2 separate regions of the Homo sapiens genome follow, and region 2 is linked to region 1. Evidence: chromatin loops called from intact Hi-C (ENCODE). Cell type or tissue: heart left ventricle. All regions are shown on one strand. Each heading gives the region's core, and the rest is flanking DNA. Links, peaks and the distances in the headings are about the cores only. Region 1 holds the start of LOC105377582 (a long non-coding RNA gene). Region 2 overlaps IRF2 (interferon regulatory factor 2).

Region 1 (16,472 bases), core at 6,009-11,008:
CAAAACACTTCAGTGCAGTTGTTAAAATTATTTTTGTTGTTGCAACTCTCATGTTACATACAGGAAGCTTCAGGAACCCTGCTTGGCTGATGATCTCAGCTCCTCTTAGCTTTGGAGATGGGGTTGGAGTTATCCAGCCAGTGCATGCTCTGTTGGAGACAGTGCCACATGAGGCCCTTTCTAAGACAGACAGGGGCACGGTGACAGGGAGACACTAGTGGGAACATTTCTATATGGGTCTTTAATGAATCAAGAATCTGGTTACTGTTTAAAAGAGTGTCTTGAATGGATTTGTCAGAAGAGCCAAGGAGCCTCTGTTTGGAACCGTTCTCAAATGGCATGATTGTAGTATAAGGCAGGGAGCGTATGAATGGCTTCTTTTCAGGAGAAGAAAAAGAGCAAGGGGATTGAAGTAATGGGGAGCCTCTGGGCTCATCTTTCAGCTGAGTCTGCCCAGCTCTCATTAGCGTACCCTCCTTATAGGTATGAACTGAAAAGGGAAGTTGGAGGGTTGTGTCTATGGAAGGGACTAGGGGACCTGGGGAACTGAGGACCAGGAATTACAGTCTCATATTCAGTAAAGGACTCAAAAGTCAGTGATCCAAGTAATGACCAGAGAATATTAGAAAAGGAAAAACAGCCAGCTGCATTCTTAGATGTTATTAGAAATCAAGGCATGTATAGCTGAGGGGTGCTCAGAGACTCTCTGGTTCTGACCCTGTGTTTGCAGATAAAGAAACTAACATTCAGGAAGTTGGATGACTTGCTCAAGGTCATAAGATTGGGTAGGGCTTTTAGCTGGCTTTTGAACTCGTGGTTCCGAGCTCTTTGCAGTTGAACATATTTGTTGTTTCTCGCATCAATTAACTCTAACACATTTAATTAGATATAAAAACTGTTCCCATGGATTAAATTCTGTTTTTGAAATTGTGCGGGCAGTGCCCTGGAAAAAAAAAATCAGCAATAAAGGCCATAGCTATGTCCCCAGAGCTCAGCTGTGGCACTTGTGGGCAGCTACATAGTTTGAAGTTTGAACAAAAGTTTTCTGAAAAGGAATTTGGAGGAAAGACACTTTCTTACAGTGAACAGTTTGCAAACTGGGGAGACACTGTCTTCCTGTATAAGGAAGGTGTGCATTTCAGAGAACAAAGAGAGGGTTTGGCTTTTGTAGGTTCTAAATCAGGTCTGTTTATGCAAATAAATGATTCAAACTTGCTTAGTTCTGATTGATCAATGCAGCTGAGTTTTGATTGGTTGACACAGCTAGGCCCTGATTGGCCAAGGTGGGGGAGCTCTGATTGGTTGGTTCAGGCAAGCTCTGAAAGTCCACAGTTAAACATAGGTGTAGGTTTCCCCAGAACTCAGAGTACATCTGTGACCTCTAGCCAGCAAAGGGCCGCTTGGCTCTGTTATAAACGTAGGCCCAGTTAGCAGCTCAGGATCTATCTTGAAGGATTGGCTCTTTCAGGTGCACATTTGTTCACAAAAGCATGGTTGGCTTCTTCACACAAGGACAGGTTTCTTCACAGAGAATCAGTTACACACTCCTGAGCATATTTAACTCCCACAGCCCATTAAGTAGATGATAATATTCTTATTTTACAAATAAGGAAACTGAGACTCGGAATAAATAAATTGTTGCAGTTCACGCATTTGCACCGAGATTCAGCCCCAGGCCTGCCTTCTCCCACTCCTGTGCCCCTTCCACCCACTGCCTGGCCCCCACCCTGCTGTTTCCTGCTGGGTGTGCCGGGAGCACTGACCTGGGGCTCTGGGGACAGGACTCGGTTTTATAAAGTGCTGGGAGAAGTAGGAGAATTCAGAGGGAAATGGGATCTGATGCTTGGATTATGGGAGAAGCAAGATAAAAGGATGCTAAAGGCAGGAGAAGCAATGGGAGAATGTCTGCCTGGTGTCCCGTGGTCCCTGTGCAGCTGCTCCTCTCTATTGTTTCTGTGAAGGGATCATGCAAGGTACTTTCCAGCCACTGTTTTAGACTTTTGTTTTTGATGAGCTGGAACAGCAGCAGGTAGGTAGGTGGTGGGGGCCCTCTTTTTCACTTTTCTTTCTCTCTTTCCTTGTCGTGAGCTCAGGGGCCATAAGCCACCCGTTCAACAGCCAAAGGATGAAGCAGATCTTGGCAATGTTACCATTTCTGTAACTACTGGAGGCTTGCTGCCCTTTGACAGACTGGAGTGGAGCGCTTCAGGGGAAAAGCAGTACCCACCAACACCGTGGCATCTCTGCTCAACGCTGACCATCACGTTGAATTTCTGTTTATGTCTGTAGTAAGATAATCAGCTGGAAAGCAGATTGCTATTGAGAGGGTTTTCTGGTTTTCTTAGTAGGTCAAAAACCAAATTAGATGACCCACATCATAGGCCCGGATCAGTTTAGAAAAATCCCTCCAGTCCTTCAGTGGCATCCTTAGCAGGAGGTTCTGACTTGGAGGAAATGGACAGCCTGCATTTTCTGGAACTGAGAGGTTGCAGGAGGAAGGGAAAGAGAGGGAGATCAAGGATGACAAAATCTGGGATTTCAGTTTATCCCTTCTCTGAGGACAGAAACAGCTCTCAAGCAGGAAGAGAGAGGCTTTAGAAATACCCAGATCAGTGAGCCTGGGAACCTTGATTGTCCACTTTTCTGGGCAGAGGAAGGGGAAGTTTCTGGTCCCAGAGAATTCCAGCTCAGCACCACACCCAAAACAGTGCAAGTGGATGACAGTTAAACCCAAGGCGGGGCTGTAGGGTGCAGGGGCCTGCATGTCGCACCCTGGAGTCCTGACAGTTTCCCCGAGCCACATGAAGGGCACACAGCCATACTGAGATGCCTTGGCACACAGAGATCTCAGACGGCTTCAAACAAGCCTTAGTGTGAATCAGTCATCAAAACCAGAAAACACTTTCCGGGTCCTCAGACTCCACCGTGGTCTGCAGTGCATCACCCCAAAAGGCCAGAGGAGGCCAGTCACACCTCAGAGGGCAACAGTGCAGGAAGCGGCCCAACCCAGCCGCTTTGTTGCACAGACTGGCATGTCAATACAGGATACAAACTGGGCCTCACTGTCTGCTCTGCCATGAGTTTTCCTAAGCCACACCTCTCCTCTCTAACTAGGGTGAACAAACATCACCTGCTCTACTGGCATAATTATTAATAGTGCCCTCTTTCTCTCTCAAACACATCTCGGATTGATCTGACCTGAGTGGTTAAAAAATAAATATTATAGAATAAGATGCATGCTGTAATTCCAAGTAATAATGAGAAAAAGCTCACCTATGTGTGCAAGGTTCCTCTATGCAGGGAGCATATTTGGAAGGACACTGCTAACCACGGTTACCTGAGGATGGTTTGGGGACACGGACAGCACTGCATTATTTTTACACGCATTGCATTCTAAACCAGGCACTTGTTTCTAAAAATGAAAAAAAAGTGCCCGTCTTGGAAGATGATTTGTGATGGTCACTCTATCCAGAGCACAGGCCTCACCTTGCCATGGAGCCGGAGAGGGCAATCAAATCCGAACATCTGCACGTCTCTGCTAAGGGGCTGAGTGTTTGTTTTAAGCTGGAGTAGTTTCTATCATTGCAAACAGACTAAGTTTACCAGCTCATGCTAAACACAGTTCAGTTTGTTTTTCCTGTTACCCCAGTGGGCACAGGTTCATGAGGAAAATTAGAACAGATGCAGAGTCAACATCTGTGCCCATCTGGGGGCAGTGTGAGTGGTTTTGTGAACATGCTGTAGTTGAATTCTGACTTTTGAGAGGTTGATTACTCATTTCTTTCAGTAGACAGAAATCATAGTATTTGTTTGCTGGAGCATGAGCTGCTTTATTTCTATTTTCAGAGTTTCACTTTGGGTCCACAGTGGGGCCTATAACCAATGCTGGAGGTTCTCAGCCAAAGAGAGTGCAGCGGCGCATGGCTGTCCTGCAGATGGTGACAGGTGGGGACTCTGCCCCTTCACTCTTGGAGGTCAGGCAGGGCTAAATGGCTGCAGTCCCCTAAGCAGTCAGTCCTTTTTTTAAAAAGTAAGAACAATGGCCTGTATTTGTTAAACTTTTTTTTTTTTTTTTTTTGGTAACACAAGAAAGGATCATTGTGATGCTGAGCCTCCAGTGCCACCAGACTCAGGGTTCCGGGTAGGCAGGGTCACAGCTGGGCACCCCGTTGTGCTGCTCCAGGACTGGCCCCGTGTCCTGGCCTTGGGGTTGAGTCTCGGGGTTGGCTGCATGCGTTGGTGTGATTTCAGGGCATACACACGGAACGTGCTGCCCAGGTGCTGGGCCCAGGGAAGCCACGTGTCTCAGCCCTGAAGAGTTGTCCTGGCGTTGTGCACAACCTGGCTGGTGGCTTGGAGAGCAAACAGTACCCCCGACCCCACGGGTGTCTGCGGGCACTAGGCCCCACGTGCGGGTTCTCTGGAGTCTCCCAAGCTGAGCATCACCGGACCCAGACCCGTCACAGCCATGCTGAGCTTACCCGTGAGTGACCTTCCCGAGGAAGGCATGGGGCTTTCTGGGGCAGGAAGCAGGGGAAGAGGCTCTCAAAACAGCAGGAGATGGGAGCGCGCTGTCCCGGAACTGTTGTCCGCCTCCCTCTGCCATCCAGGTGCCCGCCACCAGGTCCCCTCTGACAGGCTCCTGATGCTTCCCGGGCCGGGTAGACCAGGGGTGCCCAGCAGCTTGGCCAGATCAGCCTGCCGTTTTTCCTCAAACGTCACCCTTGCCAGGGATGTCCCCGCCCCTGCTCCTCCCCTTCTTGGGACAGACATCCTAAGTCCAGTAATTCCGGTGCTTCCAATAAAAAACACCGCGAGTTTCTTCTCTGCCCTAAGCAGGAGCAGGGGGATTGCAGTGTGAGAGGCGTCCTCCTGCGGCCTAGGTAGGAGGATGGGTCTCCAGGAGCCTCCACGCTGACCCCTGTGGCTGGACTAATGTGTCATTTCTTGTATGTGCCTTGACATGGAGAAGGTTGGAAAGCTCTCCCCGGTACTATTTCACATGAAATGACATTGTGGACTGCAAGCTCAAAAGCACAGGCAACAAAACCGAAAACAGACAAATGGGACTTGTTAAACTAAAGAGCTTCTGCACAGCAAAAGAAATAATCAACAGAGTGAGCAGACAACCAACAGAATGGGAGATAATATTTGCAAACTATTCATCCAACAGGGAACTACTATCCAGACGATACAAGGAGCTCAAACACAACAACAAAGACAAATAATCCCCTCTTAATGTACTTTTAAAAGTATGCAAAAAAGAAAAAAAAAGGAATAGACCTTTTTCAAAAGAAGGCATACAGATGTCCTACAGGTATATGAAAAGATGCTCAACATTGCTAATCATCAGAGAAATGCAAATCCAAACCACAATGAGATAGCATCTTACCCTGCCAGAATGGCTATTATTAAAAAGACAGAAAATCACAGATGTTGGCAAGGATATAGAGAAAAAAGAACTCATTCGCTGTTGGTGGGAATATAAATTAGTGCAACCTCCATGGAAAACAGTATGGAGATTTTTCAGACTAAAAATAGAGCTACCATTTGACCCAGCAACTCCACTATTGGGTATCTATGCAAAAGGAAAACAATCAATTTATCAAAAAGATACCTTCACTCATACATTTATTGTAGCACTAGTCACAATAGTAAAGCTATAGAACCAACCTAAATGTCCATCAATGGAAGAAGAAAATCCCCTGGATAAAGAAAATGTGTTATTTACACAATAGAATACTATCTGGCCATCAAAAGAATGACTTCATGTCTTTTGCAGCAACATGGGTGAAACTGGTGGTCATTATCTTAAGTGAAGCAAGCCAGACAGAAAGTCAAACAACTCATGTTTTCATTCATAAGTGGGTGCTAAAAATTGTGTCCACATGTATGTAGAGAGTGGAATGATAGGCAATAGGTCCTCAGAAGTGTGAGGGGGCATGAGAAGGGTAGATAACAAGAAATTGCCTAATGGATGCAATGTACATTATTTGGGTGATGGGTACCCTAAAGCCCTGTCTTGGCCACTAGGCAATCTATGCATGTAACAAAATGGCACTTGTACACCATACATTTATACACATTTCTTTAAAAAGAAATACATCCCCCAAAAAATGAGATTGTGTCAAGCGTTACTCTGTAGGTTAGGGCGTCAGTAGAAGCAATATTATACCTAAACCTAATAGCATTCTGATTCACATGTTCATGACTTCATGGCAGCAGGTAGACCTCAGACCCTCCTCCAGCCGTGTCAGATAGACACCCACACAGGTAAGAATAAGGGAAGAACCAGGGTCTGTAGAAACTGGCAGTTGGGGAACCTTTACAATTGTTGACTATTCCCCAATACTCTGCATTGCTTTTTGCAGGAGGAAGATGTACGTTAGTCAAGTCACCTAAAGTTGAGTATTGGGAGAAGGAAAGGGGAATTAACATTTATGAAGAACCAAAAAATAGACGCTATGAGTGTTCTGTATGCTAGACTCTCAATTTAGTCTTTCAGATATTCTGTGATGTCCCATGTTTCATCAAATCTGAGACATGTTCCCCACCAACCCACAATTTGCCGTCTATGAAATTGAGGACATCTTAAAATCAGCAGCCCCCTACAATCAATATTTGTCAACTAACTGTCATGAAACAGCTTGACTGCCCAGAAATGCTAACATGATTATAAAAATGATTATATAATTAAGAATCTAATTAAGTCCAAAAGAGACTTTAAGCAAAGTTAAAATAAAAATTCTAAGTAATAAGAAACCATTGTATTATAATTTAATTGGCACTGGTACACAAGCAAGTAAAAGAAATGCAAATCCAAATTAAAAATCCAAGTAAAAGTGCCAGCAGCAAAACTTACGGTGACTAGATAGAAAGTCCTAGCAGTAATTACACAACACACTTTTAGGCCGTAGGAACCAAACGGCTGTGAGGAGGAGGCCAGGGAAAGGATGAACCAGATGTGCTCAGCAACATTTCTGAAGGGGGAGACAAAAGTTGGCTGATTTTCCATCATTGTTCTGCCAGTTTAAGAGCCGGAACCAGAAGTTTTGGTTTCTCAATGCATTATTTTAAAAATGCTGCATCACCAATGTTTTTGATAACAATTTTAGGAAAATTAGTCAAAACTTAGAATTAAGGCAGAGGGAGGGCAGCACCTCCTCTCAATGTTGGATAGACCACTTATTGCCTAATGGAGTGCACTGCTTTTGTTTAATTGTTTGTTTGTTTGTTTATGAGACGGATCCTTGCTCTGTTGCCCAGACTGGAGGGCAGCGGTGCGATCTCGGCTCATTGCAACCTCCGCCTCCCAGGTTTAAGCAGTTCTCCTGTCTCAGGCTCCCAAGTAGCTGGGATTACAGGCACACGCCACCACGCCTGGCTAATTTTTGTATGTTTAGTAGAGACGGGGTTTCACCATGTTGGCCAGGCTGATCCTGAACTTCTGACCTCAGGTGATCCGCCCACCTCAGCCTCCCAAAGTGCTCTGGGAGTCTTATGAGTCTTATGATTCTAATGTTACATGTTTTTTAGTTATTTACATTTATGATATTAAATTGAAAGGATAAGTTTTTAAAATTTGAAAACAATATGTGGTCATTTCAGCAACTTAATACGCTGCTTTATTTTTACGTTTATTTTATATGATTTTTTAAAGTTATCTAAGTATTTGGGGAAGCTTCTCAGTCAGATACCCTTGAAAAAATCTGAATATAATAAATTTGTAAAGGAAATGTCAATATTTGAGGGGATCCCATAGCATATTTAATTAGCCCCCATAAATATTGTAAGTATACTTTTTCCATTTTTTATACTCAGGTTTCTTTTTGAATATTTTCGTTTCTGATTGGCAGACTTTCCCAAATACTAAACTAAGTGCATGTTGAGCATGCACTTTCCTAATAAATAAAGTGATAAGATTTAGAAGCTGAACTTTAAAAACTTAAGAACTAGCTTCAATAAGTTGAATATTAATTTTTAAAATCAAAATAGTCCCTGAATAATCTTTTCTACCTCAAAGAACTCCAAGAATTACAGACACCCACATTCACTTTTGGGTAGAGCAGGCAGAGGCCAGACCAGCTCATCAGCGCTGACCCTTTCAGAGCCTCAGTGGGTGAAATGAGTGCACCCTCATAATGAGAGCTGCTATGTTTGGGATCTCTCCTTGCTCCTCCATTCGTGATCTTACTTTCCTTTTAGTCCTAAAGATTCAAACACGTGGTGTCAGTGTTGCTCTGAAGCACAGACCGATTCCCAGGGTCAGGCTATAAATTCTTTAACTAAATCCACTGACAAATCACCCAGAAAAGCTTTTAATATGTTTGCAGGCTTAGCCACAGGAGCAAAGCAAATTGTTCTTGAGATCTTCAAAGCAGGCGTGCAGGTTTCACCAGTTCTTCCTCTTGCCCTGGGCAGGTCTGCAAGTCTGCTGGAACCTGGAACACAGCAGCCCTCCTGCCCAGCCACCCCATTCCTGAGCTTCCTCTCCATGCAAGAGTCCACTTGTAAAACAAACAACGGGCTGGGAGTTGTGTCTCCCCTTCACCACCAGTAAGTACTTCATGCAGGTAGAAAAGCCAGAGGAGGAAAAGGTATTGAAACACAGTAGAAAAAACAAATGAACAAATGGAAATAATGAGTTGAACTCAGAGGCTCCCAGCTTCAGGAATCATTTCTGACACTTGGCATTTGCCTCCTGCAGCAGAAGCGCGTCTTCGTTGTTTCTCCCTGTTCAATTCTTCCACTTCTCGATCCTCAAACTCATGCAGGGATTTGAATGTGTTGGGTGGTTGGTTTCGTTGCTTATTTTAATTTTTTAAAACCATAACTGCCTTGTGCTTAGGAGCCTGATTATTTTTCAGCTGGATGTACAAATCTCGGCCTCTCCCCGGCCTCTCGTCTTTCTGATCTTCTACCCTCCACCGCATGGGAGGGCACAGGTTCCCTTGTGTCCCAGCCCTGCTGCAGCAGGTGGTTAGACAAAACCGCATTGTCATTTATAAACGCAGAAATCAAGCTCTCTTTCTCTCCCCACCGTTTATCCACCCACCCCCTTTTTCTGTTCTCTCTCCTTTCTCTCTGTTCCTTTTCTGTAATGTCAAATCTATTCCACTAAGGGGTTGCTCTTTGACTAATTCTGCCACTTAATTTTCTAACATTCATTCTTGATTCTCAAGGAGGAAACTCCCATTTTGAGTGACATTTCTCGTGACTGAATGAATGTGGACCCGTTTCTCAATACGTCAAAGGAAAGGGTATTCACAACCTAGCCTTGCTCTCAGGAGGTGGAGCGGGTTTTTTCACTCCCTAGAGGAATGAAGAGTTGAGCCTGGAATGTACACCACTGTCCAGCAAACCAGAAGGCCTCTGCATTCTGCAGGTTCCGCTCTCTGGTCTGGAAAGATCTCCCAGCAGGTGGAGGCCATTGTCCTTGGCCTGACCCAGTCCCTGCTGAAGCAGTTAGAGGGCGAGGCCCAGACCTCCTCCAGACTCGGGACAATCAGTGCCTGGGTTCAGACCCTGGGCACAGCTGGGCCTACTCCAGAAGGGTGTGGAAGGAGGAGAGGTGCAGACAGGATTTGTCTAAGGCAGCACCCTTAGCACTTTGCCTCCATCCTTGATCCAGCCGTCTGGCCTGGCTTTCTTCTCAATTTCTTTGGCCCTCAGTTTTCTGTTGTGTCTGCACCAGCATTGCTGACTTTGGCATTACCGAACCTTTAGCCTTTGGGCCAGCATGCTCTGATTTTGGAATCTGACTTCTCTGCCCTGGACCCTGGGGTTGACAGGTGTTTAATGAGGTGCACTCTGTTTCGTAATCTGCTTTTTTCTTTTGATCATTATTCTGAACATTTCCTCTTGGTTGTTTACTGGACTTCTAAATATTATTTTGATGGTTGTGTTGTAATGTATCATGAGATCTCCCCTAATATATTTAACTAAATACCTTGTAGTTGGACAATTATGCTATTTCCAAATTTTCACTCTACCGAATAATGCCTTGGTAAGTATTAGTGTAGTGAAATCTTCACAGTTATTTTTTAAAACACTTTAAAATTACGCATATTGTAAACAAACATGTTCTTGTTGAAAACTTCCTTAAAACCGGTAAGACTAAAGTCCTCATTAACCAGCTTCAATCGAGTTGTTATAGCCATCATAGAGACAGCCACTATTATTGGTTAATGCGTACCCTTTTTTGAAATGTACGTACGTATATTTTCAGATACCTAAGTGAGATATAGACAGATAGATATGCTGAATCGTTTTTATTTGTGAGGCCGAGTGGCGCACAGACGTTAACATGCTGTCCATTCACTTGGCAGTATGCCTTGGAGACATTTCCACGTCAACACATGAAGATCTGCAACTGCTGTGTGGGATTCCATAATAAGGATAAGCCGACGTTTATTGAGTTATTTTCCTATCCCTGGATATTTGGGTTGTGTTTAGCTTTTGCTAAGACAGACAATGCTGCATTCAATCTTCACCTTGTGCACATGTGCAGATAGATGTCTCTCTGGGGAGATTCAGAACGTGGAATTGTTAGGTCGTAGAGGAGAAACATTTTGCCCACCAAAGTAGCTGGAAAATAACGCTCTCACTGCAGAGCAGCTGAGGGCACGTGTGCCACCACAACCTCGCCCACGCTTTATATGATCAAACTTTTGATTTTTGCCACTTTGATTAAAAATGGAACCTTGTGTTTTATTTGCATTTCCTTGATTTCTAGTGAGGTTAAGCATCTTTTCAAGTATATTGGTCATACATCCTTTTTTCCTTTTTTTTTTTTTTTTGAGACAGAGTCTCGCGCTGTCGCCCAGACTGGAGTACAGTGGCACGATCTGAGCTCACTGCAACCTCCACCTTCCAGGTTCAAGCGATTCTCTTGCCTCAGCCTCCTGAGTAGCTGGGATTACAGGTGTGCACCACCACACCCGGATAATTTTTGTATTTTTACTAGAGACGGGGTTTTGCCATGTTAGCCAGACTGATCTCAAACTCCTGACCTCAGGTGATCTGCCAGCCTCGGCCTCCCAAAGTGCTGGGATTACAGGCATGAGCCACTGGGCCCAGCCGGGTCATACATTCTTAATCACCTCAGATTACATGCCTGAAAGTTGGGTTGCTGGGTCAAAGGACATGCAATATATACACAGTAGTCTCCCCTCACCTGCTGTAGGTACATTCCAAGCTCCCCAGTGGATGCTGAAACCACGCATTTCAGAACCTTCTGGAAACTGTCTTTTCCTATTGCATACATACTTATGATCAAGTTTAACGTATAAATTAGGCGCAGTAGAAGATTAACAACAATAACTAATAAAATAGAACAATTGTAGCAATATACTCTGATAAAAGTTGTGTGAGTAGGGTTTTTCTCTCTCTCTCTGTCAAAATATCTTACTGTATGTAATATTTTTGGACCATAGTTGAACACAGTTATAATATTTTGGACAGCATGGTTTCAGGTAACTGAAAAGCAAAGCGGCGAAGAAGGGAGAACTACTGTATGTTTTTTACTGTGTGTGTGTGTGTGTGTGTGTGTGCACGCACGCCTACCTAGCCCTACCTATCTCATCTATCTAATCTATTGCTTTTAAGGTGGTATTTTTTCCAAGGTGTCTTTCTATAATAATTAAGCCAATTTATACTCTCACTACAGCATATATAAATGTTTTCTTATACTGTCTACAGAAGGGTTTTACTTTTGTTTTTTGTAGGGCAGATAAATAAATATAGTATCTTATTGATTTTACATTTCTTTCATTGAGAATAAGACTGGCTACTTTCATATCGTTTTTGACAGTTCATTTCTTTTCTTTTGATTAACAGCTTATTTTTTATTTCTACTAATTCTGTGTGTGGTTGTTCACCTTTATTTTTGTTCTTACCAATCTAAAAACTCTCACACAGGTTAAGAATGTCAGCCTACATCTGAGTGTCAATAAGGTGCAGATAGTCAAGGAATAATGCCTCACAGTGTAGTGACATGCTGCCACAGAAGAGGCCCCCAGGAAAATGCAGTTTGGGAGCCCCTTAAGCAAATATAACTTCATGGGAAGATTGTCCTTCTTTGGTCTCTGATATGGTTTGGATCTGTGTCTCCACCCAGATTCATTTGAATTGTAATTCCCAACGTAGGAGATGGGGCCTGGTGGGAGATGATTGGATCATGGGGGCAGTTTCTCATGCTTTTCATGGGGGCAGTTTCTCATGCTTTACTACCATCCCCCTTGGAGCTATCGTCCTGATAGTGAGTTCTCACATGATCTGGTTATTTAAAAGTCTGTGGCACCTCTCTGCTCTCTTGGTCCTGCTCCTGCCATGGAAGACACCTGCTCCCGCTTTGCTGTCCACCATGATTGTGTGTTTCCTAAGGCCTCCCCCAGAAGCAGAAGCTGCTATGCTTCCTGTACAGCCTGCAGAACCATGAGCCAATTAAACCTGTCTTAAAATACATTCCTCAGTCTCAGGCATTTCTTTCTTTATAGCAGTGCAAGAATGGACTAACACACTCTCCATATTGACACCTCGCTTGTAAAGCTGGCCGATGCAGCATTGCAATCAAGTGGTAGATTTTGAATGTCTGAGTGTGATTAGACTCTAGTTGTTTGTTGTTAAATGATTGGTCTGAGTGTGATTAGACTCTAGCTGTTTGTTGTTAAATGATTGGTGAATGATGCCATCACAGGCCAGAATGTCCAGCCAGCCTCCATAGCAGGACCATCCCCGCTTATAGGAAATGGAAAGGCTCAGAGACTCCAGAGTGGCCCAGCACTGCCCCTGCCGTCCACCAGCTGGAATCAGGGCAGTGCACCTCCCAGTCTGTGTGTGTGTATGTGTGAGTGTGTGTGTGTATGTCTGTGTGTGTGTATGTGTGTGTGTATGTGTGAGTGTGTGTACATATGTGTGAGTGTGTGTATGTGTGTGTATGTGTGTGCGTGAGTATGTGTGAGTGTGTGTGTATGTGTGAGTGTGTGTATGTATGTGTGAGTGTGTGTGTGTGTGAGAGAGTATGTGCGAGTGTGTGTGGAGGGGCGGGGGTCTTGCAGTTGGTCATAGCTGCCCTTTACTTTCTCACAGTGTGTGTATGTGTGTGTGTGAGTGTGTGTGTGTATGTGTGAGTGTGTATGTGTGTGTGGAGGGGAGGGGATCTTGCATTTGGTCATAGCTGCCCTTTACTTTCTCACAGTGTGTGTGTGTGTGTATGTGTGTGTGAATGTGTGTGTGTATGTGTGTATGTGTGAGTGTGTATGTGTGAGTGTGTGTGTGTGTGAGTGTGTGTGTGTGTGTGTGGAGGGGAGGGATCTTGCAGTTAGTCATAGCTGCCCTTCACTTTCTCAGTGTTTTTGTGTGTGTGTGTGAGTGTGTGTGTGAGTGTGAGTGTGTGAGAGTGTGTGAGAGTGTGTGTGTGGAGGGGAGGGGAGGGGTCTTGCAGTTGGTCATAGCTGCCCTTCACTTTCTCTTTTGGTCAAGAGTTCTCCCTTTCTCCTCGTTAGAGAAAGATTGCCTTTGTTTTGCCAGTTTCCTGAAAGTCTGTATTTTCCGGGTATAAGCTCACTCATTGAGAAGAAGAGAGCCTATCCTTTCACCTCTAGAACAAGAAAGCCAGTGGGTAGTAAAATACACATAATGAAAATGATGTGTGCCCTAAACTTCAGGTGAACCAGCGAGAGTGTTTTACAGCACACACTCCAACCTAGAATCATTCACACGGGTCCAAATCCCAGCTTCACTCTCATCGCTAGACATAGGGCTCAATGTTCCAAATTTTAGCTCTTCTCATCTCTAAAATGGCAATTATATTAGTACCTATGTTTAAGGCAGTTGTGAGGATTAACTGAATTTTGGTCCACCTATGGATGCTGGCACAGCAGGCATTTTATGCGTAAAGTCTCTAATCATTATTTCTCCATCTCAGAATAGAGGAAGATCTCTGTGGGTGGAGGACCCTTACCAAAGTAGTTGGAGGGGACATCTTAGGTCATACGACTCTCTTCTCAAAGACTCTTGTTATATAGGAGTCCTATTTGGTTAAAAGGACTTCTCTTGTTTGTCCTGGATGTGACATCAGGTTTAAAAAAAATCTCACTCCCGTTCAGGAGCCTGGCAACCATGCATTACCCAACAATGGTTACCGTGGCTGCAAGGAGGAAGCAGACAGCAAGCCCACAGAAGTGTTTATTGAAGAAAGGGAAGTCAATAGTCCCTGGAGTTAATGAGTGATTGTTATTTATGGAAGGAATGGTATTTGCAGATGGGAATGACTGCAAAATGCATAGAAGGACACAGCCATGCCCTTTCCACGGAAGTCACAGAGCACACCTCAACACACTGAGAAGACGTCCACGACAGAGAAAGATGACGAAGGTCTCCTTTCTTCCACATCGTAGGAGATTTTCTGCCATAAACTCAGTTTATTCTATAGTTGTTTATGTCCTCAGCATTTTGGAGACAGCTGTTCTCATGAAGTGAAGACTGGCTCAGATTGTTTGATTAATTGCAAGAATTGTGGAAACGGGAGGAAGAATTCATGAAGGATGCCTCCCTTACCTGTACAGAGTTGTTTTCATTGATAAAGGGTTGTGATCTGTAAAATGGGGATATCGACATTTGTTTCAGGAGAATGAGCTTTATTTGGGCAGATTTGGCTTTGAATTCTGTTTCTACCTCTTAGAGATTGTGTGACAGTTGTTATTTAATATCTGAGTCTCAAATTTCTCATCTGTAAACTGAATATAACACTTATACTGAATGTCATACTTATATTACAAGATGTCCATGTTATTCTAATCATGTCTTTTTAGTTTCTGTGTTTTCTGATGTTTTGGCTTCTGGGGTCTTGCTGATCCTGGAGAGACTCCCCCTCCCAGGACTGGTCAGTTCCTAGCAGTAGTAAGGGACTCACCTACAAGTGTGCCTTTTGTATGCAAGCCACCAATCCAAAGCCCATGCCCCCACTGACCCCCTTTATCTAGCTTTCACTTGCAGAGCCACTATCCCCCTGCCCTAATCACCCCAGGGACAGATATTAAACAACTAGAAATAGCCACGATGCCCTAGAGCCCAGTGAAATTATTTAAAATGGGCAATACTACACCTGCCTGCCTGTCCTACATTTCCCCCTCACAACCCATAATGAAGTCTCTTGCCCACATTTTCTTCTCATTCCCTCTGCCTCCTGACCGATCCTGGTGCTTCCCCACGTGGCCCTGCATGGCATGGTGTGACCTCTGCTCTTGAATTGTGAGTAACACACGCTGTACGTAATGGCAGTCATCTCCTGACCCATTTCCTCACCATACCTGAATAATAATAAAACCTATTGTCTCAGCCTATTTGGGCTGCTATAACAAAACACTATAGACTGAGTGGCTTCAACAGTAAATATTTATTTCTCACACTTCTGGAGGTGGGGGAGTTCAAGGTCAAGGCACTGAAAGGCTCAGTGTCTGATGAGAACCCGCTTCCTGGCTCATGGACATCCAGCTTTTCTCTGTGGCTGAAAGAAGCCGAAGCACTCTCTGGGGTCTCTTTTATAATGGCACTAATCCATTCACAGGTCCTCCACCCTCGTGACATAGGTGGAGCCCCCATGAATAGCCTCACCTCCAAAAGTCATCACATTGAGGGTTAGGATTGTGATACATGCACTTGGAGGAGGCACACACATTCAGTCCACAACACTCATGATGTAAAAACACATGCCCCAATCTCTGGAACCTGTGAATGTTACCTTGTATGGCAAAAGGGACTTCACGGGTGTGAAAAAGACATGAATCTGTAGATGGGAGATTATCTTGGGCTAGCCAGGCGGGCCTGGTGTGATCATGAGGATCCTTAGAAGGGGGAGGCAGGAGATCAGCATGAGTAGCAGAGGAGGGTGAGGCCACGAGCCAAGGAATGCTGACAGCTTCTAGAAGCTGGAAGAGGCGAGGAATGAATTCTCCCCTGGAACTTTCAGAAGGAATCAACACTGCCAACACCCTAATGGTAGCCCTGTAAGGCCTATTTCTGACACTCTGACCTCCAGAACTGTAAGATAATCAATGTGTGTTGTTTTGAGCCACTAAATGTGTGATCATCTCTTACAGCAACAATAGGGAACTAATATAAGTTTCAACAAATCATGATTATTTTCACTGTCAAGTACAATAATATTCAGAATGTGGAAACACTTTTGAAAAGTTAAAGTGTCATGTGAAGATTATTATTATCAAAGCTGTTATTTGTTCTGCTTCCATTTGATTCAAGTCCACTGCTTCCAAACTTTGTATTTCAATATTTTATTATTGTATCCATGAATGCCAAAGCTACACTTGCATTCTTTTTACCATTTCCAAGAAGACGTATGTCTTAAGGGACAGTTGACTACAGTCCTTGCCCCATAGGGATGTAGATCACTGGCCCCCTATCACTCATGGGTCTGTGTCACATAAGAGACCCAACTACTTGATCTTGACTCT
Region 2 (16,472 bases), core at 6,311-11,310, 120 kb after region 1:
CCACAATTTTTAAAAGTGAAAAAAAAAAGAAAGTTGGCATTCAGGGAAAATGAGATTAGACTTAGTGGCTGATAATTCACAAACAACAGTCCTTTGAGTCAACTCTAATTCCAACGCTGGTCGGAGCCAGTGTTGGGGGTGGCACCTACTGGAGGACATCCCATTTGGCAGCGTGTAAAGAGCACAGGGAAGAATCCCTGAACTATTTGCTAGAGCTGAACTGCAGTTTCCCAGGATGGGGACTCTGCTTTTTATTTTTAATATCTGCAAGCAGTAACACTGACTCAGAATTTATATTTCCTAATTACAATTGATTTCCACAAAATTCAATGGAGATCATCAGGAAGAGAGGAGAAGATGAAGTAATGTTGGCGAACGAGAGGAGCCATCCTTTTACTCTGGAAGAATGGAAGAACCAACTGGATCTGTTCCTCCCCCTGTGACTCTGCCTGGGCCAACTCCTGTCATTATGTAGCCAAGTCCCTGGAGAATTGGAAATGGCTCAGTCATCTGGCCTAATTAGAACCTGTACTAGATATAAAAAGAAAGAGAAAATATGTGGAAAGGACAAGTACGCTTGGTGGATGGAATGGATCTAGCAATGAGCTTGGGGTCTGAAGGCTGAGGTCAAGTCCTGGCCCAAACACTTGCTGACTGTACGACCCTGCGCAAGCCCCTTCCCTTTCAGAAATGAAGGAACAGGAAGAGATCATCTCTAAGGTCCTATCCAGCCTGCTCAAACTGAGAATCCATTAAAACACTCTGCCAAATTTCTAATAACTTGGGCTAATAAATTAGACTCTGATGAACTACTGCCCTAAAGAAATCTTATCTGTAACCATATATAAAAATGTTATGGGAGGCCAGGCACTGTGGGTCACACCTGTAATTCCAGCACTTTGGGAGGCCAAGGTGGGCGGATCACCTGACGTCAGGAGCTCGAGACCAGCCTGGCCAACATGGTGAATCCCCGTCTCTACTAAAAATACAAAAATTAGCTGGCATGGTGGTGTGCGCCTGTAATCCCAGCTACTCAGGAGGCTGAGGCAGAAGAATCTCTTGAACCTGGGAGGCGGAGGTTACAGTGAGCCGAGATCATCCCACTGCACTCCAGCCTGGGAGACAGAGCGAGACTCTGTCTCAAAAAAAAAAAAAATAAATAAATAAATAAAAAATGTCATGGCCAACTGAGTAAAGAAATGCTGTGATCCTGTCCTCTACCTGAGAACAAAAGTGTCCAAGAAGATGTTGATCAAGATAATTAAAGTATGAAAAACTCCAGGGAGAATAACTCCTAGGACAGAGGAGGGATGCTCCGTGGGGTGGTGAGATGGGTGACCCTAGACCAAAGGACTGCGCGGCCGGTTCCCACGCCTCCCGGAGCCTCCCGCTGACGCTTACCTGCATAGGAAGACACGGGGGAGATCTGCAGAGGGTAGAGCTCGCTCATGCTGACCGGCTGCTCGTCGCTCTCAGTGGTCACCTCTACAACTTGGCAAATGTCTGGCGGATTGGTGACAATCTCTTGATTCTCAATGTTGCTGTCCAGATGGGACTGTCCTACAACTTCAAAGAAAAGACAGCCATCATGCAAAGTCTGCTGACCTCACAATTCTAGCACACTTTCTCAAGAAAGAGTCTTCCCCAAAAGAGCCAGGTCGCCAGGCTCCCATCACCATCTGTCCCCTGCCATGGGGCTGAAGAACACGCCTGAGCTCTGTAGCTCTGGTGTGATGTCTCCCAGGGAGCAGCCGGCCAGCACTTGGCTCCCCAGGTCTATCTCCAGCATGCCTGCCAATGGCACGCACGGTGGCCATGTCCTTTCCAGCTCAGCAGAATTCCACAGTCAACCCCGTCACAGCCGAGGCCACAGGACCAGAGGCGGCATCCAGCCCCAGCCCCAGGGCCAGACATGACAGTACTTTGAACCTGACCGATTTCTGCTCCCTGCTCTTGCTCCAAAAGAAGGCGCTGTGCTTATTTTCTGGGTTCTACAATCCAGGGAGACATTATCAAACCTTACTAAAGAGGAAGGGCCATGAAAATCTACCCAATTGTGTCACATCTAGCTGTGTGAATGTTTGTGTTCAGGTTTTGTATGAACATAAGTTTCCATTTCTCTGGGATAAATGCCCAAGGTCCCCATCTAGCTGGGTGGCGCTCTGCTTACGCTCCCAGCTCTCTTCCTGCTCTACAGGCAACATGTCCAACTGGCTGAAATATCAGCACAATGGAATAGAGTCAGATCTCCAATTCTGGCAAACATTAGTAGCATCAGCTCCCCGGAACACTGATAAGATGGATTCTGACCACCCTGGCTCTGAAAACTGCCTCAAATATTTTTCTTATATTGTTTATTTTGAGATCATTGTAAACTCACATACAGTTGTAAGAAATAATACAGAGAGATCCTGTGTGCCTTTTACTCAACTTCTTCCAATGGTTATAGGCTACAAAGCTAGAATACAATATCGCAACCAGAGTATTGACATAAATAACAATCCACCCATCTTGTTCCGATTTCCTCAGTTTTACTTGCACTCTTTTGTGTGAGTGTGTACCTGCACCAGGACTAAGTGCAATTTTATCACACATAAAGGTTCATGTACCTACCACCACTGTCAAAACACCAAACAGTTCCATCACGACCAATCTCTCTCACGTTACTCTTTGTAACCATAGCCACCTTCCTTCAGTACCTCCCCATCCATCTCTTTGTCCATGACCCCTGGGCAACTATTAATCTGTTCCCCATTTCATTAATTTGTTCATTTCAAGGATGTTATATTAATGGACTCATACAGTAGACTTTTGGGGCTGGCTTTTTTTTTACTCAGCATAATTCACCGCAGAGTCACCCAAGTTGTTGTGTGTATCAGTCATCGGTTCCTTTTCAATTGCCGAGTAGTATTCCACGGTATAGGTGTACCAGTGTGTTTATTCTCCCCTCTGAAGGATGTCTGAGTTGCTACAAGCCTTTGACTATTACAAATAATGCTGCTATGGATGTTTGTGTTCAGGTTTTGTATGAATATAAGTTTCCATTTCTCTGGGATAAATGCCCAAGAATGCAATTGCTGAGTCATATGGTAATTTCATGTTTAATTTTACAAGAAAATTGCCAAACTGCTTCCCGGAGTGACCGTGCCATTTTACATTCCCACCAGCAGTGTCTGAGTGATCAAATTTCTCCACAGCCTCGGCAGCATTTCGTGTCATCACTGTTTATTTATTTTGGCCATTCTCATAGGTAAGTCATGATGTTTCATGGCCATTTTAATTTGAAGGTCCCTAAGGTCCTGCCCTCATTTTGAATGAAACTGACCTCATACCACTGTTAGTTGGATGAAATGTCCCTGAAAATTAGCTTCAATAAATAAAGGTGAAGAAATAATTCCCAAGGTCCTCAAAGCACTTTGCCACCATCATCAACGTTTTACTCATACCTGTATCTGTTATTTTAACATTTTAACCCATAAGGATGACAGAGAAAGCATCGTTATCCTGTTATAGATGAAGAAACTCAGGCACAGAGAGGGAGAGTGACTTGTCCAGACTCGCACAGCTTGGAGTATATGTGGTGCTCTATGTTGCAGTCATTTTCTCACCAATCGGCAAAGTATTCAGGTTAGAACGCATTCCAGTCTCCTTGAGACGCCAGGCGTCATGGAGAGGCTCGTTTTAATCACTCCAAGTATTTTATTTTCTGAAGTATTTTTGTTTATAAACAGGTTCCTGTTTTAATTGCTGTCTGTGGAGTGACAAGCACATTATCTGATTTCTACGCAGGGAAGGTTTTAGAGGGCAGTGGCAATTCATAGGTTCTTTAATAAAGAAAGGAAAGGCACAAAAGAGGCTCAGAAAGGGGATTTGGGGCTGTGATACAAGAGTCCAAAAGCCACAGCATACAGAATGGAAGGGAAACCGGATCCTGTTTAGGTTTTCCTGGTGGGGATAAAATTAAAGAAAAGGCAGGCAGGCTATATATGGCAGGCAGACTCCCAAGCCCATTTATTTCATCCTTTGGATTATCCTACGTGAGGGTGAGGACATCAATTATGCAGGTCACTAGACACAGACTGACGCTGACCTACACCAACCTCTCTCTAGTTTCCTCTGCCTCTTCCAGCCAAGTAAAATAAAATGGCAGGAAAACAAGATAATGGCCTGCCCTATCCTAAGTCCTAAGAAGCAGCTGGTGGGTGGAGGTAGAAACCAAATGGGGTGTGAGAGTTTGAGGAGGGAGGGCGCAGCGATACCTTGCATACTAAGGCAGTGAAGGTCTTAGATAAATGTGACTTAAGTCAAAGCCATTTTAACTTCCAATATTTCAAAACTCATCTCTCCTTTGCACGTTGCTCCTAACAGAAAGAGGGCAAGCCAGCTGGGACTACAAACAATGGCAGCAGCTCAAGTATCCCCCTAGTCAGATCCCTTTGTTCCAACCAGGAATTCTTTCTCTCACTGCTTCTCCCCATGACGTCCTAGTCGGTTATTCAACTAACAGAGATTTATGGAACACCTGCTTGCACCTCCCAGCCTCCCAGGGCTAGAAGGAGCAGCGGAAGATCGATGCAGTCAAGGATCCGGTTTGTAAGAAGTTCATATACATGGCTATAGGCCAGCGACTAACCATCTAGAGAGTCAGTTTAAGGCCGTGAGCACTGAAAAGAAAGAAAAGAAAAAGAAGGGGGCCATACAATGGAAGCTAGAGAAGTGGGGTGTTTTTTCCAGTTTGAGGAATCAAAGGCTTCAATGAGGTAGTGGCACAGGAGTGGGGGTTGAGCAACAGGCAGCATTCACCATGCCCCTGACTTCTGGAGCCCCTTCCTGACCCGCCAGCACAGACTGGCCTCTCTCCCCTGGGTGCCTCTCACTCACTGTCCCCGTCACTCGGCCGAAACTACGATGGGCCGCGACCTTGTGACACTTCTGACCTCAAGTTGCTGGTTAACGCTATATACCCGTATGGAGCTTTGAGTTGGTCAATGGCATCTCTCCTCAACCAAAGTATGAACTTTTTGTGTCCAGTCATGACACATGCTCACAACTCCCACCGGAGAGGCGCTCAGGGACTCTCCCCTGAATAAATGGACATGTGATGGGGCCGAGGCTCACTGACTGGAGCCAGAGTGGAGTCCTGCAGGGGATTGTGACAATCTGCAAATACGGGACGTGACAATTAATGTTTTCTAGAAAAATGTCAAGACTTCTGACAAGTGGACTCTTGAAACCTTTGGGAAGTGATAAAGACAGCCGGCTGTGGGTGCGAGGGCTGGGGCCAGGGAGGAAACGTGTTGGGGTGATGAAAATGTTCTGTCTTGACTATGGTGGTAGTTACATCACTGAGTGCGTCTGTCAACATTTATAGGACCGTGTGCCTTAAAAGGGGTGAATTTTACCGTATTTCACTTAATATACATGACTTGGGGAAAAAAGTAGATAAGCACGTCCATGCAGATTTTAGGTGTATCCTGAATGCGGCTGACCAGGAGAGAAAAGTCAGTCTGTTTTCTGGGCTATGATCTGGATACCAAGTTAATATAATTACGTTATCTCTCAGGCCAAATTCCCCCATAGGAGTGTGTTGCTTTATGCCCTGGTAAGGGACAATGGCTTCTCTCCATCCAGACATCGTGGGTACTTTAGAAACTTTCCAGCTCTCGAGTGAAAGCCCATGAGAGAAGCAGGGAAATCCCAATATCGAAATGCTCTCAGATGAGCATCAACACTCTCACTAACCAGTCTCTATCTGTTTCTCTCTCTCTCTCTCGACATGTGAACTGATTTCCCTGGACCACCAAGCGGCAAAACAGACAGCAACACTGACTCCTGACAGGTGAAAAGACAGGAATAACAAACTTACCTGCTACAGTAAACAGTCAGAAGTGGCACTCCTCTGGGTACCAAAGAGTGTCCTGACTGAATAATGACAAAACCTGTCTTTCTGAGCACTGATCTTTGCCTCTCCCTACCACCTCCCAAGACCTCACAACCCATGAGGAAGGCACAATAGTGATCCCCATTCTAGACATGCTGAAACAACCATACAAGACAGAACTACATGACTAATTCAAGGTCAGACAGACAATCAGCAGCAGAACCGGGATTCAATGTTAGCCTTACCCAACTCCAAATTTCAACTCTTTATAATATGCTCTCCCTAACAGAGAGAGTTAATGAAGTCCAAACTGAGTTACTGAGGGCTTTCTTAGCCCCTCTCAGGATAAAAACTTTTGAATCTCACCTTAGTGAGTCTCCAGGCTCAGAACTAATAGTGACATTTCTTTTCAACAGTTATCTATTGTGTGCCAGGGAAATTCTCAAACAGAAGAACTAGAAATCCACTAAGTTTCTCCAGTTTATTAAAGTCAGCACATCTGAAAAGAGTCACCCACAGGAATGCAATTTTATCTGAATCTAGTTGCTGAGAATTATAACAATATTATTTATGGCTGGTTACTGATGAACCGGTTTGCTTCTTTAAAAGGTCATTCTCACTTTATTAGCAATTGTTGACTTAATGTAGGTCTCCACCTGAGAAAGCAACTTGCTCCCATGCCTCAGAGAAAGTGCTTAAAAGCAGATTATTAGAAACAGAGGGGTCCTTGGAGGTGGTTTGGTCCTACCATTTTACAGTTGAAAAAAGCTGAAACCCAGAGCTCAGGTAAATTGCTAAGGTCACCCAGGTAGCTGCAGAGTCAAGAATGAAACTTACTAGCAGGCATAAAAAATCAGGCCATCAGCAGAGCATCATGCAGGGAAATTTCCCCTGACCCCTCTGAAAGTTTCAGGAGTTAAACTTCACACCAGCCTTGATGACATGGCACAGATGGAGGCTACTTTTCTTAATCAAATATATTTTAATATGATTTTGGTAATATGATAATCATATCATTTTACCCCCTTCTAGCCCCAGAGTGATTTATCTGTACATTTCACTTCATCCTCACAATAACTCTGCGAGATGGGCAGGATCAGTACGATTATTTCCATTTTCTATATAATTTTAAATATTTCCATTTTATAAATAATTATATATTGTTTCCAATCTATATAGAAATTGAATTTCAAAAGATTAAGGAGTTTGCCCAAAATCACATGGTAAATAAAAAACTTCAGAAGCAGGTCTAGAACCCACGCCTTTTGACTTCTAATCTCGTGCTCTTTCGGTATAAAATACAGCCATGATTTGGTTTAGGCACTCGAGAGCCATGGTGGGAGAGAAGATCACCGCGGGGCCGGTGACTCCGAGACAGGGATCTGTAGGTGCCTGGGCCAGGCTGTCCCTGACTACAGGCTGCATACACCTCACCAGGGTGACAGAGTGCAGGAGGAGGCAAGAGTGGGACAGGGCAGCGTGCACCTTGCACCCCGTGAGAAAACAGCATCTCAGGCTACTACACGAAGGGAAGCACAGGATGTATCCCAGTAAAAACTCAGTAGAGGCCAGGCGCGGTGGCTCACACCTGTAATCCCAGCACTTTGGGAGACCGAGGTAGGTGGATCATTTGAGGTCAGCAGTTCAAGACCAGCCTGACCAACATGGTGAAACTCCATCTCTACTAAATACAAAAAAAATTACCCAGGCATGGTGGCGCATCCCTGTAATCCCAGCTACTTGGGAGGCTGAGGCAGGAGAATCGCTTGAACCCAGGAGGCGGAGGTTGCAGTGAGCCGAGATTGTGCCACTGCACTCCAGCCTGGGCAACAGAGTGAAACTCGGTCTCAAAAACAAAACAAAACAAAACAAAACTCAGTAGAGGTAACCAGTGTCTCAAGGGTCAATGATCTGGGAGCGGAAGTGTGGATGAGACGTGTTGGGCTGGAGCTATACCTCCTGCTGGAACTGCCACGTGTCCACCCCTCACTGTGCCCTGTGGACAAAGCCTTTGCAGCTGCTCCACCATAAGGAGACCCACCACCAACCTCACTGTCTCTATGAGCAGCCACAGGGAGCTTAACTCGTTCAGAGTAATTCAAGTTCAAAGACAGGTATGAAAGCAGTGGGCAGGGCCTAGATCATGCCAGACCCCGGGGACCTGGGGGAACTCAGCTCCTTCTCTTAGGGGCAGTGGTGACATGATGACACTGGCATTCTTTATTTTGTGAGAAGAAGAAATGGGGAGCAGAATGGAAGCAGAGCCCAGGTGACAGCCAAGGCAGGCCCACACACAGTGTCAGAAACAAGGGGATGGACTTGAGAAGTACGGTGAGGGAAGATAGGAGGAGCTGACAGCTAATTATAAACGAGGCAGCGGCAGCCAGGGAGAGAGGGAAGGAGAAAATAATATATAGCCTCACACAAAGATGACAGCTTTCTTGAGTAAATAAAAACTTCTTAAGGCTGAAAACACAGCAGCCCAACTCCACTGCCCAGGTCTCTCGGTTGGCACCTGGTGACTGAGGAGTGGCCCCACAGTCTCACCTCAGTGCCCAGGTGCTCCAGGTCCAATACAGCCAAGAATAAAGTATGTTGTTGTGGGTTCTGTGTCTGGGCATATTGCGATGTAAGGGTTCACATCTCATATGGAGTTTCATCTTGCTAAGAGCATTCTAGGGGTGTGGATAAAATCGAATGCCTTGTCTCAGGCCCCTTCTCCTAAGGGGTGAACAACTCAGCTTCCAGGAAGAAGGCATGGGCACAGCTGACAGCATGGGTGATCTCCTAAGAGGTGGTGCCTTCCATCTAAAGACTCACCCAGAGCTACTTTTTATCTTTTTTTTTTTTTTTTTGAGGCAGTCTCCCTCTGTCACCCAGGCTGGAGCGCAGTGGTGCCATCTTGGCTCACTGCAACCTCCGCCTCCTGGGTTCAATCGATTCTCCTGCCTCAGCCTCCTGAGTAGCTGGGACTACAGGCACCTGCCACCACGCCCAGCTAATTTTTGTATTTTTAGTAGAGACAGGGTTTCACCATATTGGCCAGGATGGTCTTGATCTGCTGAGCTCGTGAACCACCCACCTCGGCCTCCCAAAGTGCTGGGATTACAGGCATGAGCCACCGCGCCCAGCCTCAGAGCTACTTTTTATCTTATAAATAAAATTTCTATCTGAAGCACAATAAAATATGGCAAAAAGAAGGTGAAACAAAGGATATGGGAAGAGATGAAGACCCAGGGTTCCATAGCCCTGTGTCACCGCTGGCCATCCTGAAACCACGGCAAGTGCTGGGGCCAGAGTCTGCCAACCTTGAGTTCAAATGGGTGGCCCTCGTGGGGACCCTAACACTGGTCAGTAAGCTGTGAATCTGCTCTCCTGTGCCTTCAGGAGCCCATGTTGATACTTGGGTTTGCAGGCTTGCCTTAAAAAGCGGCTTGAGTTTCACCATAGATAAAGACAGGCAAGTTTGGAAACAATTCCCGAAAAAAGAATATCCTACAGGGGGCACTTTGAGCAGCCAAAATTAAGACAAAAATCCCAACTCCATGACTTCCTAATTGCCGTATGTCTAGTCACTACAGACTGCTCTAGTTACTCCACAGTAATGAATAGACTCTCTGGTTTCATAGCAATCTTTGCTTTATTAAAGGGTGGGGCTGTGTTTTATCAAGAAACACAACAGGGTTATAGAGCACTGCCGAGACCAGTCAGACAGAATGTCCGCACCTGCAAACTTTTTACACTGCCCGGGAGATGGTTTAAATACAAAAAAAGCACTGCTAACCTCGGCAAGAGGCCAGCGGAGGCCTGTCAGGACAATTCAGCATGCTGCTGGCTTCTTCCGTTTCCCAAAAACAGAAGTCACCATACACACAACAAAAATTCAATGCTGAAAGAAAGTAAAAATAAAAAGGAGTTTTTTCTTCTCCTTCCCCTTAAAGGGAAAGCAGGCTGAGGTCTTTTGGGCACTATTCCTGTGCATCTGGCCATACAGGAGAGAAGGAACATCAGAAGATGTGTCTTCATTGTAAAGAGCCTGCATCTTTACAGGGGGTGCAGCTAGCTACATCTGGAAGTTGTTCAACTGTTACGAAGGAGGGAAAACACTGCTCCTCTGAGACCTCCAATCTAAATTTGGTGCCTTGATTTTTCTCTCGCCTTTCTTTTCTTTTGCAGTATTTACCACACATGGTAACACTGCAGTTATCTGGGGGTGTCTTTGTTTACTATCTCTGTCCCTCCATGAGAAAAGAAATTGGGCCTCCTCCATCTATTTCCTGCTCCTAGTACTGAGTCTGATATACAGAAGGTGCTCAAAAATATCTGCTGAATCAGAGTGGGCCCTTTGGCAACATGTCTCTGTGCCTCAGTTTCTCTGTCTGCCAGGAAGCAGTTGCTGAGAGGACTCGCGAGGACCATCTTCCCTCTCCTTGGTTCCCGAGTTAAATAAATACTCTTTTGCCCACGTGAACCAAATAGTGAAAGACTGGGATCGCTAGCCACGAGCCGCCGGGAAACAAACATTTTTCCTGGGAGGTCACCCCAGCCTTCTTCCACGGAGGCTGACCCGTCTAAGTTCCTTTATCTGATCCTCAAAAGCCTTCGTTTCTCAGCCTTGAAATCTGGGGGCTGGAACTTGCATTCTGAGATGATTCCAAGACCTCCTCCCACTGACTATGTTATTTGAAGTTCTCTGTTTTACAAATTTTAGGCCCCAGGGGGCTGCTGGTATGTATAAAAAATGAGACGTCAAAACAGTTTACCTATGATGTTCACCGTACTATCCACTTCATTTTTTATAGTTGAAGTCAGGACCGCATACTCAGGAGAAAGATCACTTACTCCATTACTAAGCCCCAGAGATGACTCAACTGGTTCTTGCTAGGAAGAAGAAAAGAAAAAAGAATTGAGAACACTTCCTTTCCCCTCCCTTCTCTTAGCTGAAATTCTACCCTCTGCCTACTTTCTTTAATGCTAGGGTCATTCATGTTCAGCTGCCGAATACATTCATCCCCTGCTTCTTTAAACTGGCCTGTTTTAAAGCACATTTCTGCCCAGGGTGCACTGCTGGGTATTCAGCTCCTTCCATTTTCCTTCAAGGAAACGGTACCGGCCCATCTGGCTTGCCTTTAGGAAATGCTTCCACCTGCAGACAATAGCTTTGGGGCTACGCAGAGCTGCATCATTGTCTCTGTAAAATGCTGCACTGCGTGGATTCTACACTCTCCTCCTCTGAGGGGGTGCTCAAAAGAATCAATGCCTGGCTTTCACCAGGGAGGAATCATGCTACCTCTTTCATAATTATTTCTTAGGAAAAGCTCTGCCTCAGTGACTGGCCCAAGAACAGGAGCCCAGAGGACATTGTAGATGAATTCTCTGCAGATAAGTTTTGCCATGGCCTCTGGCCACCTGAGGCCCTGCATTGGATGGCTGGCTGATCACCCTGGCCTGAGTCCAGCCGGGCAACCCCACACCATGGGCTTTACATAAATGCCCTTCAGGTGGCTGAATATCTCATCCAGCCCAAGAATTCTGCACGTGCACACTAATGAAATAATGAGAACAAATTCCTTTCCCTTATTGGAGCTCTAAATGTGTGCTTTTTTTTCAAGTGCACCAGAACCCTCCACTCCCTTGTACTAAACAGCTCTGCAAAAGCCAGCCCTGAGGTGCCTGTGGACGTTCAGCTCTCAAGGTAAGTTTGCATCTGCTGCTACGATAGCAATCAAGTCAGACAAAAGCCACACAGGACAACACCCAAGGAATCCAAAGCGGAAGAGGGTAGAGAGCAGAAGGAACACAGGACTGGAAGCAGAGGATCATGCAAGTAGACGTGACTGTGCTTGGAAAAGTCAACAGTGGTCGGCTCTGAAACATGGTGGGTGTTCTCATCAGCTTATTTATACACTACTTGGAATCAATCCCCCCAAAATCCTCAAAAAGTCACTAACGGAAGGAGGGGAAATAACCTCCTCCTTCATAATCCCACCTGGCAAACTCCCACCTTAATAACATGACTTCAAAGGCATCACTCCACTGTATAGCTCGGTTTTTAAACAAACCATACACTGCCTGGTTTACCAGATGTCCCGAAGGTCCAGCGTAAGGGCAGGCCCAGAATATCCATCCCTACCAGGCACGATTTTTACTCCTTTCTCCCCCAGCATCTTGCACTCTTCTCTCTTACAAGTTCTAAATAAGAAGTCTGCCTTTTCTTGGGCCAAGCACGGTGGCTCACCCTGGAATCTCAGCACTTTGGGAGGCTGAGGCTGCAGGATCGTTTCAGCCCAGGAGTTCGAGACCAGCCTGGGCAACATAGCAAGACCCTGTCTCTACAAAAAATGAAAGCATTAGCCGGGTGTGGTGGTGCACGCCTCTTGTCCTGGATACTTGGGAGGCTGCGGTGTTGGGAGGCTCTCCTGAGCCCGGGAGTTCAAGGATGCAATGAGCTATGATCATGTCACTGCACTCCAGCCTGGGTGACAGAGCGAGAGCCTGATTCTTAAAGACAAAAAAAAAAAAAGTCTGCCCCTTCTGAAAACAAAAAACAAAAAACAAAAAAAACCCACTTGCCTGTGACCTGGGTGAGTCAGCAGGTTTTCCCTTCCTTCACAACCAAACTTCCGACCCGCTGTCTGCCTTTCCGGACTTCGCCTCTCCACCTGGGCCCCCATTAGTTCCTGTGGTCTCGCTTCCTCTCCACCTGCAGAATCAAGCTCCCAGAAGGGTCTTGAGAGCTCGGGCTTTGGAATCAGAAGGGCCTGGAGCAAAGCCTGGCACCTCCACTCCTCACTGGTTGCAGCTCCTTATTTAACCTCTGTAAGCCACCCTAGGGCACTGCGGACAGTTGTAAACTGAGGACAATAATAGGACCCACGTCATAGGGATAAGGTGAAGATTAAATGAGCTAACTACGTACATGGCACTTACTAGTAAATAAGCACTCACCATTACCAAAGGTCACCAACAAAACTGTGCTCTCCCAAATCCAATGGCCTTTTCTCAAATCCCTTCCCCCAGCCCCATATGCTGACCTCTGATGGACCATGCTATCCCTCCATGGCGGCCTGAACTGTCTGACACTGCTGCAATTCTCCATCTCTCCAACAGCAGCCTCCTTTCTCAATGGCGTCCTCAATGACCCCTGGTCAGTTTCCCCACCCCGAGTCATGCCCCACCTTTCACTAGTCCACCTCCATCTCTTCAACTCCCTCAAAAAGAACTAAGCACAGGCCTCTGAAGAAGTTACAAGAGAACTGCTCATTTGTATGGGCTTCCTTTGCTGTCTGACCTTATTTTTTTAGTCATTCTGTTTCTAGGTTTCTTATAAAAGTAATGAGGCAGTCAGGCTTGCATATATTTAAAAAGCTAAATTAATTCTGATTTCTCCATTGAAGACCTCTAAGTGTTACACATGATCTACAGTTTAATTAGTGACAAGTGATACTTTTATCACTTGAGAAAACGATGACTCAGAGACTAAATTAATTTTCCAAGATCACGCTACTTTTAGCCTGCAGAGACACCGGAACTGAACTCTGTCTTTGGTCACGAAATATGGTTCAATTCCAGGAGCTTTCTGTCTTAAGAAGCCCTTGTATCCTGCCCTAATTCCAGCGGAGACTGAGACACTCTTTTGAACACTGTTCTACTCTCTCTCCACACTTTTTTTTTTTTTTTTGACATGGGGTGTCACACTATCACCCAGGCTAGAGTGCAATGGCGTGATCTTGGCTCACTGCAACCTCCACCTCCCGGGTTCAAGAGATTCTCCTGCCTCAGCCTCCCAAGTAGCTGGGATTACAGGTGCCTGCCACCATGCCGGGCTAATTTTTTGTATTTTTAGTAGAGATGGGGTTTCACCATGTTGGCCAGGCTGGTCTCGAACCCCTGACCTCAGGTGATCTGCCCACCTCGGCCTCCCAAAGTGCTGGGATTACAGGCATGAGCCACCATGCCCAGCCTTCTACTCTCTCCATTCTTACCCTGTATCCTGCACTGACCACTTCTATAATGGCATCATATATTCCACCGATGGAGGCTAGGAGAGACTATTCCAAACACTGTGTTACTCCCCTCACCCCACTTCAAAAGAAACCCTGTCATTTCAGAGCCATCAGTGCCAATCATCTCACTGACACCGTCACTCTGGACAGACAGTACAGTCAATGGCACAGTAAAACGGAGCCAGCACCTCCCGAAACACCTCCATCCAGGGTGCAGAACAGGCCCAGGAGAGAAGGATCTTCACTAAACTGGGTCACAATTTTTGAAATGATTAGAAGTAGGAATATCTAAATCTAAGGTATATTAAAAATCCAAGGATCTCAAATGAAGAAAAGGGGTGTGGAGTTCTCTATGTAAAATAAACACAGAGATCCTGCAGGCCCTGAACACTCTTCGCCCGAAGCCTCTCCTGGACCCCCGATGCCCCACTCCTGCCCTGGCTCAACTCCTGCTTTGCTGCACCATAACCTGGCCCGGTTAATCCTGGTCAGGATTCACATCCCCTCTGTCTGCTCCCTTTCTCACTTTAGATAGAGACTCTTCTGTAAATCAAGTAACCCATAGCTTTCTTGGCTTTTAATTTTCTCCCCTTGCTCCAAAGATTAAAAAAAAAAAAAAAAAAAAAAAAGACTCTGCTTGGGTCCAGACTTCTCCACGGTGCATGAACTCCAGCAAACATTTATGTTCAAAAATCTTTGCTCTAATTGTAGAATCCAAGGATTGATCTACGTGGGTGCATGAACTCCGCCAAACATTGACGCTCAAGAACCTTTGCTATAATTACAGAATCCAAGGTTTGGTCTCTGGTTTAAGGGATTTTAAGCAAAAGCAAACTGGCACAAGAGAGAGTTCAGGGGCAGGAGCACACTTCTTTAGACCTGTAAAATAATACACCTTTAGCTGGTCTTGAAGCTACACTTGCTGAATGGGCTTGGGGACAGACCAGAGTTAGAGGACAGCAGAGGGACTCCCCTCTGCTCCGAGCCCATGCTGTCTCAACCCTGTGCTAATGCCCCTTGTCCCTGAAGTCCCATTTAATGGGCCTCCAGCCCACCTCCCACCTTCCAAAATGCTCTAACTCATCTGTGCAAAGCCAGTCTCTTTGAAGCCAGATTTAAGGACATCAAATTTAAGGACATCTCTAAGTCTCTGCTAACAGAACGTGTAGGCTGACAGCTGGACTTCACAAGCAGGTCAGGGAACTGGACCTTGGCGAGTGCACACACCCAGCACAGAGGCGCAATGCCACTGACAACAGAAGCTCTCGTAAGACAGGCTGGGGCCTCCTGCCCGGTCCCAGAACCACCTTCCTTCTGCTCCTTGCTTGGAATGAGGCCATCGTCATTCTCTTCCTCCCTTCTCTCACTGCAGCTTCCCTCTTGACTTTTTCCCTTAGCTCACTTTTCTCTGCATCTTCTCTGCGGGCCTTTGTCTGCATCTCTTAGAGAAGGCATCAGTTTCCAAAGCTACCAACGCCATTCTCAAGTAAATGACCACACATCTGCCCGTTGGGCACTCACTCAAGTGCTGTACCCTCCAACTTTCTAGCTGGCATTTACCTTCAGGGCTCTCTGTCACTTCAAAGGCAGCATGTCCAAAGCGAAACACCCTCTCCACAAAACGACCTGCATTCCCAACACTCGCTTCTGAAGGTGCAAAACGCCGGGGCCTCCTCTTTAGGCCGCTCTTATCTGCATCCTCCGTACCCTCTTCCACTTTCTGGAGAAATGTCTCCTCCCTCCATGCCAGTGGCACCAGCTACTGCCTTTCCACAGCAGTCTCTCCTGCCTCCCACTCCTTCCCATCCCGGTGAGAAAGGCCTCCCTTACATATCAATTCCCGCCTGCTCTAAGTGTGCTACAAGGAGTTCAACTGTGTCTCATTCCGTAAAACTGTCCCTCAAGCTCTTCCAACTGGGTTCGGAGCTCCCGTTCTGAGCTACCACATGGGAAGGGAGGATCCCGGGCAGGCAGAATAAGCCTGATAACCTGCTTCACCCAGGGCATCTCTCATCTTATCTGTTTTTCAAGTGAGTTGCTGGTGTGTGCTTTCATTTGATTAAAGTTTAAAAACTGAAGACCTCTTCCAACTAGTGAAGGGATCACTCCAGTAGCAGCCCTGCCAGGGAGTGTGCTGTGTTTTAATCCAGCTCAGGTCACTGTTAGAGCCAACAGCTCTATGAGAAAGAGCAGCCGAACCCCTATCTGCTTTTCTGTAACTTCTACCCATAGGTCTGTGCTCAGAACGAATACAGACCAGGCCTAATCTTTTCCAAGCGACTTTGGCAGCCCTTCCCAATTCTGTCTCCTTCATAACACTAACACTTTGATCCGGAAGCACTTTACAGTTTCAAGCATGTATGTTTCAGCTGCAAACAACCCTCCGAAGCAGGAAGTACCCATTTCTATTCGCCCCACCTACATGCCTGTATTTCCCATTGCCCTCTCACACAAACTCCTGCTCTAATTAAGCCAGTTTCCTGTCTCATCCAGGAAAGACAAACCAACTGTAATCTCCAGGCCTTCATTCCTGATGCCCCTAGTGCTGCGGAAGGACCAGTTTGACCCTGTCCACCCCTCAAGGC

The links. Hi-C counts contacts between places; a loop is a spot of excess contacts. Peaks named below come from ENCODE experiments on the same cell type or tissue, not always from the same donor. Only the 100,000 strongest peaks of a DNase experiment are listed, where the experiment ranks them.
Region 2: it touches region 1 in a loop (2.1-fold over the local background); 13 of 110 quality-filtered maps call a loop at or near these places.

Annotation. Positions count from the first base shown.
Region 1 is chr4:184,279,586-184,296,057 of GRCh38, forward strand. LOC105377582 (a long non-coding RNA gene) reads right to left here and starts at 14,027. Exons shown (of 6, transcript XR_939552.3): 1 at 13,964-14,027. LOC124900825 (a long non-coding RNA gene) reads left to right here and starts at 8,160. Exons shown (of 2, transcript XR_007058413.1): 1 at 8,160-8,556; 2 at 14,109-16,472. RefSeq lists enhancers at 1,881-2,010, 2,051-2,120, 2,141-2,290, 8,738-8,877, 9,238-9,377 and 5 more. In heart left ventricle, for the core only: a CTCF peak has its summit at 8,228; no DNase peak of the experiment used is centred there.
Region 2 is chr4:184,397,514-184,413,985 of GRCh38, forward strand. It overlaps IRF2 (interferon regulatory factor 2), which reads right to left. Exons shown (of 9, transcript NM_002199.4): 6 at 10,645-10,762; 7 at 1,402-1,566. Among named protein-coding and RNA genes, the nearest start is that of LINC02362, 23 kb to the left of the region's middle. RefSeq lists a silencer at 15,742-16,036. In heart left ventricle, for the core only: a CTCF peak has its summit at 9,379 (motif pointing right); a DNase peak (open chromatin) is centred at 9,690; H3K4me3 peaks cover 536 bases; H3K27ac peaks cover 2,501 bases.